Regions from separate parts of the Homo sapiens genome. Here region 2 is linked to region 1. The links are chromatin loops, found by intact Hi-C in ENCODE. Cell type or tissue: ascending aorta. All regions are shown on one strand. Links, peaks and the distances in the headings refer to the core of each region. The heading gives the core; the rest is flanking DNA.

Evidence for each region. A loop is a pair of places that touch in the nucleus more often than their neighbours do. Peaks named below come from ENCODE experiments on the same cell type or tissue, not always from the same donor. Only the 100,000 strongest peaks of a DNase experiment are listed, where the experiment ranks them.
Region 2: it touches region 1 in a loop (2.3-fold over the local background); 4 of 110 quality-filtered maps call a loop at or near these places.

The regions. Positions count from the first base shown.
Region 1 is chr3:31,274,577-31,279,964 of GRCh38, forward strand. No RefSeq gene overlaps it. Among named protein-coding and RNA genes, the nearest start is that of MIR466, 120 kb to the left of the region's middle. In ascending aorta, for the core only: no CTCF peak of the experiment used is centred there; a DNase peak (open chromatin) is centred at 3,145; H3K27ac peaks cover 3,365 bases.
Region 2 is chr3:31,194,445-31,199,832 of GRCh38, forward strand. No RefSeq gene overlaps it. Among named protein-coding and RNA genes, the nearest start is that of MIR466, 35 kb to the left of the region's middle. In ascending aorta, for the core only: no CTCF peak of the experiment used is centred there; a DNase peak (open chromatin) is centred at 2,615; H3K4me3 peaks cover 527 bases; H3K27ac peaks cover 1,360 bases.

The DNA of each region.
Region 1 (5,388 bases), core at 236-5,235:
AAGAATGTAACAGGGGACTTGATGGAGTCTGAGTTAACTTCTAAAGGATGATTATCAGCATTGCACTGGTGAAGGGGTAGGGAAGGGTGTTCCGGGCAGAAGGAACAGTGTATGTAGAAACTCTGAGGATGAAAGGAGCTTTGGAGAGTGGTGCTATGCAAGGCCGATAAAAAAGACAGGGGAGCTAGCTAGATCTTAACAGGGCCTGTCACCCAAATAAGGAGTTCAGTTATTATTCTAAGTGCAATGGAAAGTATTTGACTCATTTAGCAGGGGAATGGCATAATTCTATCTCCATGCAATGCTTCAATTCCTGGCTTTCAAATTGCTGAATACTCTAAGCTAAGTGAAGAAGGAAGCCACCTCCATTCATTCATATATCCCAAGAGTATAGAACATTTTTAGAATACTTTAAGAACATTTTCACAAAAGAGCAGCCTACCCCAAATGCCCTTAGTTACCAAAAACTTCATTATCTTTTTCAATAACATATTGCCAACTAGTATACAGTGACTAAATTTATCAAAAGTTCTGGATCACAGCCACCAGTTGCATAATTCCACTTTTCACCTTGTAGCCTGTTGTACTGAAAAAGAGCACTATTTACATAAACAACAAGAATGGTGCCGTCTGTCGTTGAGCAATGCAGTGGCCCTGCATATAGGTTCAGCCTCTGTCTACTAAGATTTGTATATTTATTTTTATATTTGTATGTTGCTACTTTTGTTGATTTATGAATCTGTGCTCTTAACTTATTCTAAAAATGATTTAAGGAGGCTTACAAAGACAGAGCAAATAGAACAAGATAACAGAAAGAAAACAAAAATTCAAGGGAAGAGGGAAATAAAAGGGAAAACAAGGGTAGGGCCTTACAAATGATTCAGGAATGAGGTTATTACGTAAATGCATTCCTGGTGTTTTGTACACTTGGCTTTAACTTTTCCAGCAGTCAATATTGCTGGGATTTGAGGGGACTAATTAATCAGATCCCTCCTCAGAAGGTTCAGAACCAATTGAGTAATAGAGCCAAGAAGAAAATTAAAATGCTCTTTATGTTCTAGCACTGGAAAAACTGGATTGGAGAACTGGACTTGGATCTAAGACATAAAATATCTTTCCTCCATGAAGTGCATTGATTTACCCCCAGCCACAGGCAGAACGTGTAGACTGCACTCTCCAAAAAGCAGATCTGCTGGTCAGTCCACACATCACCTGTGGGAGACAAAATCGAGAATACTAACATCCTTGCCCTGAGGGTTAGTAGTCCCAAGGTAGGACACACTGACAGACAGTGGCTATTGTTCCAACATCATCATCCGTTAGGTTATACCCCACTTCAGGAAGTTGCTTATAAAAGGCAGAAAGAAGGGTAGAAACACAGGTACAGTCACACCTTTCTAAACTGTTCAAGTACACAGCTCTTTGCTCGTCTAACCTAAGCAAGCATATATTTTGCAGTGCTTCTCAAATGTTTATGTGCATACAAATCACCTGAAGATCTCATTGAAATGCAGATTCCAATCCATACACCTAGGGAGGGGGTTGTGTTCTATATTTCAAAGACCTTGCAGGTGATGCTGAGGCTGCTGGCTGACAGATCACACTTGAGGAGAAATAAAAGCTAGAGCATCTGGAATAGAGGTCCCAAACTAGGGATCACATCCAACTCTTGACTTCAGGGGGTCTGCGTGCTTAGACGACAAAAACGAACACCTCTATTCTTTACCACCTCTAACTGAATTGCTTATTTCTTTCAATTATGAAGTAGGAACGGACCACAGTAGTATGTGCAGTAACTGTGACTTTATCACCAATCAAAATCTCATACCTTTTCCTATCACTTTACAGTTGTTGCAGATATCACCAAATATTACTTTATGACATGTTTATAATAATCTCTAAACACCATGACTCCTGGGGAATTACAGTAGTGATTAGACCCACTGCCAGCTCTTGTTATTTAATCTGTTAATAAAGAGATTTGTACCTTACTATTTTACAAATTAATGTGTTAATAAAGAGGTGTGTACTATTACTATTTCACAAATTTGATATCTTAAATATTTTGATAGCTGTATTTTACTATAATTGAGTTTTTTTGTAATCCTATGTGTTTTAGTTTTTATGCATTTAAAAGTATTATTCTTGGAAAGAGTTCTTAGGTATCACAAGAATTCCAGGAGGGCATGGCACAGAAAAGGTTAAAAACACTTGATGTAGAAGAAAGGGCTACCAGAAGTAGCCACTCTCCCATGGTAGTGACGGTACGCTCGGTGACTGCATGCTGGAGCCAGACTGCCTGGGTCTGAATTCTCCTTCCTACTTAGGTGTGAGACCGTGGACAAATGCTTACTCTCCCTAGACCTTAACATCGTGTAATACAAAGGAGTGGTTAAAGGATTTAATCAGTTACTGTTTTTAAGATGCACAGAGTAGTGCCTGGGTCAGAGTGAATACATTATAGTAGAAAATGTGAGTACTACATTCAGAAACTCAAACCACCATCTATTCAATGCCCATCTGGGAAACTGAGATAAATATTGCAAAATCCCTGTTCTCATCAAGTCCGTGGATTCAATGGGAGATATAGCAAGCAAGTAAACTGAAATGATGAACTAAGTCTCAGAAGGTAGGTAGGCACTGTGGGAATCCAGAGGAAGAAACTCCTGGCTGAGTAGGAAAAGGGAAAAAAGCTTTGCAAAATGCTCATCAAACACCTCCCCAAATCATTTCAACGTAGGCAAATGCAACCCATTTCCTCCTTGTGGCTTCTGCTGATTTCTTACTTCAATTCCCCCAAAAGCTCAGCATGCCTATGAAAATTCAATGCCCAGACTCCTTGCTAGCATTTTTCTATTTTATTAGAGTTATTCACATCTATTCTCCACTCCACTGGATGCTGGCTTTCCACAATACCATAACTGCCTGACAGGTTTGTGTCAATGCCAACACCTTGCCAGGACTAAAGGAATACCTTTCTTCCTGCAACCCAGGAAATGGCAGGCTGACACCACAGTGCTGCCCCAGTCTTCTTGGGCACAGAGACCCTCCAGCCTCCAGGGCAAGGTCAGCAAACAACTACCACAGGAAAGCAGCCCTGAGCCAGACATGAACATCATCACTATTTCCTCTTGGCTCCAGTGCCAGCTATTTGGAGATTCCTGGATATTTCTGTTGGGCGATTAGTGTTAGTAACAAAGATAGCTCCCATTTACTGGGCTTCACTGCATGCCAGGCACTGCATGCTGTACTTCCTATTTGTATTAATCTGCTAGGGTTGCCATAAAAAAACACCACAGTCTGGGCATCTTAGACAACAGGAATTTATATTCTCACGGTTCTGGAACCTAGAAGTCCAAGATCAAGTTGTCCACAGGTTTGGTTTTTTCTGAGGCCCCTCTCCTTGCCTGTAGATAACCATCTTCTCCCTGTGTCTTCACATGGTCTTCCTTCTATGCCTGTCTATGCCCTAATCTCCTATTATAAGGAAGCCAGTCATATTGGATTGGAACCTACTGCCAACAACCTTATTTCTGTTTAGTTACCTCTTTAAAGACCTTATCTCCAAATATGGTTACATTCTGAGGTACTGGAGTTTAGGGCTTCAACACATGAGTTTGATGTGAGACACAGTTCAGCCCATAACATTATCCAAGCCACAGGGAGCTATTGAAGATGAAGATCCCATGGCTCTGATAGATTAAGTAACTTGCCTAAGCTCACATGGTCAGGGGAGCTGAGAGTTGGAGCCAGAACACTCTGAGTCCACAACCAGTGCTCTGCCCACTCCACTAGCTTTTTCCTGGCCTGGTCCTTGGACTTTCTTAGGGGATCCCCAGGTCCTTCCCCCAGAACATCTGAATCAGAGTCCCAGAGGAAGGGGCTTGGGATTCTGCATATTTACAAACTCCTTGAATGCATCACAAGAACCTCTTCCCTACACCACACAGACTCCTACTACAGCTCCCATCCCAAGTCCTAGTCCTTTTAATGCCTCACCTCAGGGGATGTGGGAGCCCTGTGTGCAGAGTCTCCCTCCCCAGGGGTACCTGCTTTTCCCTGGAGAAGCTGATCTGCAGCAGGACCTGATGCTTACCTTGGGTTCCCAGGCAGGTTGTAGAGTGACTCACCCCCATCAGGCCCTTCCCAGGCCCTCCCCGTCCTTCCTTCCAGATGTAACTTCCCCACAGCTTAGTCCCAGCCTCTGAAGCCTACTCCACCGGTGGACCCTGAGTGGCTTCACCAGTGACCTGAAAGCTCGAGAATGGTATAGGCCAGAGAACATCTCCTCTGGTAGAAGCAGAGTTGGAGGCTGAGCTCAGCCAGCCTGCTTCCCCCGAACACTTCCCTCGGACACCAGTCCCAGAAGCCCTGAGAACACCAAGGTTTCCCTCAAAACTCAGTTTGAAAACCACTGTAGGAAACTGTGTATAAGCTGGATTTACCCTAGAGTCTACTTTGTTCACAGCTTTATGGAGGTAAGAATGAAGTATAACAAGCTGCTCATAAAGCGGACTATTTGATACATTTTAACCCACACATACGCCTATGAAACTATTACCACAATCAGGAGAATGAACATCCTCCACACCCAGAAGTTTCCTCATGCCCCTTGGTAATCTCTGTCCTTCTCTGCCCCAACCCCCAACCTTTCTACCCCTCACCCCTCCACCCGCAACCCCTCTAACTCCCTAATTCCAGGAAACCATTTTTTGGCTATGTATTTATTTATTTATTTATTTTATGTTTTTTTTTTTTTTGAGACGGAGTCTTGCTCTGTCACCCAGGCTGGAGTACAGTGGTGCTTTCTTGGCTCACTGCAACCTCCACCTCCCAGGTTCAGGTGATTCTCCTGCTTCAGCCTCTGGAGTAGCTGGGATTATAGGCACCCATCACAACACCCCACTAATTTTCATATTTTTAATAGAGACAGGGTTTCACCATGTTGGCTAGGCTGGTCTCGAACTCCTGACCTCATGATCCGCCCACCTCACCTCGTGATCTGCCCACCTCGGCCTCCTGAGGTGCTGGGATTACAGGCGTGAGCCACTGCACATGGCCTCACTTTTTTGGCTATTTAAATATAAACTAATGACAATTTAAAAAAATTAAAAATCAATTATTCAGTGGCACTAACCACATTTAAAATGTCTCGTATATACCTCAGGTGTCTACCTATACATCAGGTTACCACATTAGACAGTGCAGATGTAGAACATTACTAGCATTGCAGCAAGTTCTATTGGACAGGGCTGCTCTAGATACTAGGTCCTTTCCCCTTTCACAGTTCTAGATAAACATGGTTCAGATTATCTTCTTGGGCTTACCATTTTTAAGCTCCTTATGTTTATTAGTGGCTTTCTGGGTGCCAGACTACTAAGCATTTTT
Region 2 (5,388 bases), core at 286-5,285, 80 kb before region 1:
CAGAGGAAGCATCCAAAGGTTTCTGGCAATTCCTTTGTTTTATAGAGATAGTTAAAAGGAAACCAAGAAGGAAGAGAAATCTTTTCACTTCTTGTGACAGGCCTTGCCAATTGTCTTATTTTAAGGAAACACTGGTTTTTTGTTTTGCTACCCAGTTCCAGTAAATGATGCCTAGAAAATGGCACAGCCATTGTAATCCAGAATTCTCTTTAGTCTGTACTGAAGTCAGTTTCCAAAAATGCCTACACCATTCAATGCCTGATGCTATTTGGATTAACAGAAAAATTAGTGAAATATCAGTATATTGCACAACCACACAGACAGAATTATTTATGAAATGAGTAGACAACATGAAGGAAAATGGATTGTACAAATAAGCTGCCTAATCCACAAGGTTGTAATGGAAATTGCTTCCATTTCTGTGGATGCTTTAAGATGGAAGCTTTGTTGTTTTTTTCAGAAGTCAACAGTTGTTAACTGATCACACCTCTGCTTCTACAATGATTTTTGTAAAATATGAGAAGAAAACCAAAGGAACTTATTGCTGATTTTTAAAGGTATTAATGAAAGAGAAAGAAAAGGAAATCTGTGGGTGAGTTCTTTATACGTGATGAGGGGTTTTTGTTTGGTGATTGATGGTCTTCATTACGTATGAGAACTACCCACCCCGCCCGCCATGGAAAACATTTATTCTGGAACATAACTGACTTTCCAGTAAAGTGTAATATTTTCAAAGTGTTGCCATTTCCATTATGTAAAAAGTACATTGCCTTTTAGAACAGGTGTTTTGGAAAAATTAAACTTGTGTCAAAATGGATATTCTAATTTGTAATGGGAAGTTAACACAGATGGCTATAATGAGGGCTGTAAACTATCTTTTAATTTATTATTTAGAACCTTATATCATTATGCACACACCCTCAAAATGTGCAACCCCTCCAAGCACAGTTCTCAGCAGATGTGCTCAAAGGTGTCAGTAATAGCTAAGTGATGATCTGAACTGCATGGCAAAGTCAATAGAAGGTTGATGGAAATGTAGATTATAATGGAACAGGCTTTTGGAAAACAATCTCCGTGTGATGTATAGGCCATGCTATTCGGCGAGGGCGTGGGTGTGAGCACATAAACACACACACAGAGGAATCATTCAGAAGCACAGTAAGGAAGTCAGAGCATTGTGGGCTCATGCTTATTTCTAGAAGCATCACCCATTGGAAGGGGCTGAGTCAGTCCTTTAGATTAATATAGTGGTCACGATTTAGTACCAACTATACAGCAGGTACCATCAGTAGTCCTTTAAAAGAATGATCTCATTTTATTCTCTCAACAGCCATATTTAGTAAATTGTAATATACCTATTTTACAGATAATAAAAGAGAGGTGTGCTTCATCACCAAACTACCACATGACCTTGGAAAAGGCAGAAAGGTCATTTATTTATCCAAGTCATATTTGTTTCAGAAACACATTTTCCAAGTTCAATAGGAAGCAAATTTGGTTTTATGTCAGATTTGTTCATTTATTTCAAGAAATTTGTAATTGAGATACAGAGAATAGCTTGTTTATATTTAGTTATATTCTTTCTTTGACAACAGTATGCTTTATTTGAAAAGCTGAGGATAAACATTGGGAAGAATGACATGGTACCAGGTATTAAAGATGGATAAGGATGGCAAGAAAATAAGGCTGGAAACATTATCAGGGCCAAATCATGAAAATTCCATACACGATCTTAAGAAGGTTGGGCTTTATCCAGAGGATGATGAAGAACCTTTGAAGGACTTTCATCAGTGGCTACTTGATTTAACTCCACTTCTGTCTCCAGGATTGAGTATAGCTCCACCTCAATCTCTTGTAGCTAAAACCTTCCAGAATTTTCAACCTCATGGCATGTTAAAATTCCTAAAGCTTTTCTTCTGCAGTGAACTTCACCAGAGGAAAGGAAATTCCCAATGTCTGTAGACTTTCCCAACCAGCCAGCATGCTCAGCCCTTCCCACCTGTTCTTTGATAGGGTAATAATTCCTATCACCCAACTCAAGGAATAGAATCCTCCTAATCCATTCAGAGCAAGAAGAAAAGATAAGAATGGCTCAGCACTTGTAGCATGAACCTGCATAACTGCCTCTGTAATATGTTTCTCCCTTTAGCCACCCCATTTACCTTTAGCTGTTTTTTCCTTGAAGCTGGAGCATTTATTTCACTCAAAGCTATTAAATGGAAGTATTCCTTAGTGACATCACTAATACTAGGCTAAATTCAAAACTGTTCCCTCTTTAAAAGTTTAAAATTACAAATCTGTTATGCCGTAATACAACCTTTAAAGTATAAACAGGCCATTTTGTAAAAAAAAACTTAGTGTGTTCTCTACAAGTTTTTTTTTTTTCTTTTTCTCCTTTTGGACAAAGAGAAAGTTCCTAATAAGAAAATGGAAAATGCTTTTGGTATGAAATAATCCAAAACAAACACACACACACACACACACATGCGCGCGCACACACACACACACACTTTGGCTTTCAAAGATTGAATGGAGAAAGAGTTGTTTAAAAGGAGTAGTAGAATGTCTAACCAGATAATATCCCAAATATTTCAAGCACCACCCAAGAGGGAGTTTCCACTAGCACATGCCGCAATTTGCCACAGGCAGATGAGAGCGTCTAATTCAGAACATAAGCTGAGCCTCTATCTATAAAAAATTCTGCAAGCAACAGCATGACCTGGCTAGAATAATGATGTAGGACTTGTGGCTGAGAACATTCCACAGCTCAACAGATGGCTCTCCTCTGGGGTTTGAGACAGGCAGGCATCAGGCAATATCCTGACAAGAGTGAAATACTGACCCGAGGAGAAGAAAATCAGAGCCCCGGGAGATGGCATATCTTTTGTGAAACACACCATTTTCTAGGTGTGCCCTGCAGGAAGCGCCCCCTGAAAACAGCAACAAAGCAATTGCTTTCTTACAGAAGCATGTCAAGGAATTTGTAAAACAAAACCATTGGTGCAAGTGAAATTCTGTGATTTTTTTTTTTTTTTTTTACACTGAGATATTTCGATTTGTGTTTGTTTGTCTCTGCATTCAGAAGCTAAATCTTGTTACCACACGTCTTGATTCTAACTCAAGGTTTACTTCTCTGGCATATTCCAGCCCAAATTCCTTGCATCCTCAGTCCAGATCCTCTTCTATACCAGGGAGAAAACTAAGCCATGGCTGTTAACTGATAATGAGCCTGTGCTTGGTGCTATAAACAGCCTCTCCCACCCACCCAGACAGGCACTGGATTAGTGCAAAAGCAGGGCATCCCCCTGCCACCCCCCAACCCTCAGACATATCCAAAATTGAGTTCATTGTCCTCCCTCCACAACCCAATTCTCCTCTTAGTTCCACTAACAGACAAATAACTATACCATCCACCTCGTTATCCAATCCAGAAACGTAGAACTTGTTTTGGCTTCCTCCATCTTCCTCAAGTCTCTGGCCAATAATCAAGCCCCGTCATTTTGACAACCAAATCTCTCTCCCATCTGTTTTTCAACAGCCACCTTCCAGGCCAGCTCATTCTGGTCTCAGCCCTAAATTATGCAACCTGTAGCCTGAGTGATCTTTCCCAGCACAGCTCAAATTGAGTTTCTCTTGCTAAAAGCCCTTCTAGTAGCTCTCCACGGCTATTAGAATAAAGTCCAAAGTCCTTACCATGACTTAGGAGGCCCATCAAGTTATGGCCCTTGCTTTTATTGAAACCTTCATGCCTTGCCATGCCCCACCTATCACTGTATGTCCCAACCAGTCTGATGCCATATGGCTTCCCCAAAGTACTGTTGGCATGCTTGCCACCTGGCCTTTGCCCCAAATGAGCGTTCTCTACTTAACTGCTACTTGTCCCTAAACCTCAACTCAGCTTTCTCTGCCAATAGGAAGGCTTCTCTTTTCTCCTTTGGTGCCCTCCCCATACGTTCTCATAATGCTCTTTCAAGTCATAGAACTACCGCACCATGTTGGTGTCTGGGTCCTGGTAGTATTGCATACCAATATTTAGGCTTAGAACTTAGAACATTTTAGAAACTTGAATATTTGTTGAATGAATGAATGAAGACTCCTTGAAAAACTGAATGATATATTGAATAAATAAATTATATTCCTGATTATTTTGGCAATTGATAGCACATCTCTCTGCTTCCCCACACCATCATACTACTCACTTCCTTCCTTGTCTCTTACTGACTTTGGCACTGATCTGGTTCCTAATCTAGTCATTTCTCAGGCCCTCTTCACTTGGTGTACATGTGTGATATCCCTGCTGTCAGACCCTTGGCGTTCCTATGGTGTCTCTGATTTGGCCTGCCTTCTTGTTTCGCTATTCTTTTTTGGGTAGGGCTAGTCTCATAGAATCAATTGTTGGTCCCAGTCATTCACTTGTCCTATGCCTGGGCCAGTCACCACTCCTGCCCCACCCTATTCATGAAATGAGGAGTCAAGCATATTAATAAACACCCATAGTTCCCAGAGTCCCTCCTCAAGACTCAGACAAAATTATGCCATTTTTTTCCCCTTAAATTGTGATGTTGAAGCAGGACACACACAACTTTGTGAGCAGAAGTTTCCTCTGCTCTGCCAAGGAATAAAGGTCAAAGCAGAGATATGCACATGCCCTTTGACCACAGGTGCCTCCAGTGACCACCACAGTGGCATCATCAGCCAATTTCTCATCTTTCTGTAGAAGAGTCATATGGCTTTATGTCAGAGCTGTAGGTATCCATGCATACCCAGGACTTAAAATCTTGGGGAATTTTTTCTTACAAACCAACTGCTGTGGGGCAGTGTAAGGAAGAGTCATCTTATCCTTGCACGGAAGACCCTATCAATGTCTTGGCTACTCTGCAGGGCATTCTCAACAGCTGCATCCGCCATCCCGTTTGCTGCCAGGAGTCAGAGGCCCACATGGCTAGGACACTGCAGCTGAGCACCGCTCATCTATAATGTTCTCTCACAACACTTACACTCGGAGTCCTCTCCTATCCTACCTCTTCAGGCACCATCCTCTGCCACTTCCACGTATTTTTTCCACTTACTTTAGTCTTGATTTCTGCCACTCTAACCTTGGTGCTAAGATCCTGGTCTTGACCTTGCCTCTGACACTCTCAACTTGATGTCTACACATGGACTTCCAAGTGTGTGACATATGGCTTCCCTTTATGACTTTGATTGGCTCATCCTCCAGCTTAAGATTCCAACTCCATAGCATCAGCCTATCCGAAGGCCCCTTGGAAGGAGAAGGACAGCATGGTATAGTCAAACAAATAACCACCTTGCATTGCCAAGTGGGCAGCATGCTTCCTGTGGATGCTCTTTACAGAGACCACTTTATCCTAGACTTGTGTACCCTGAAAC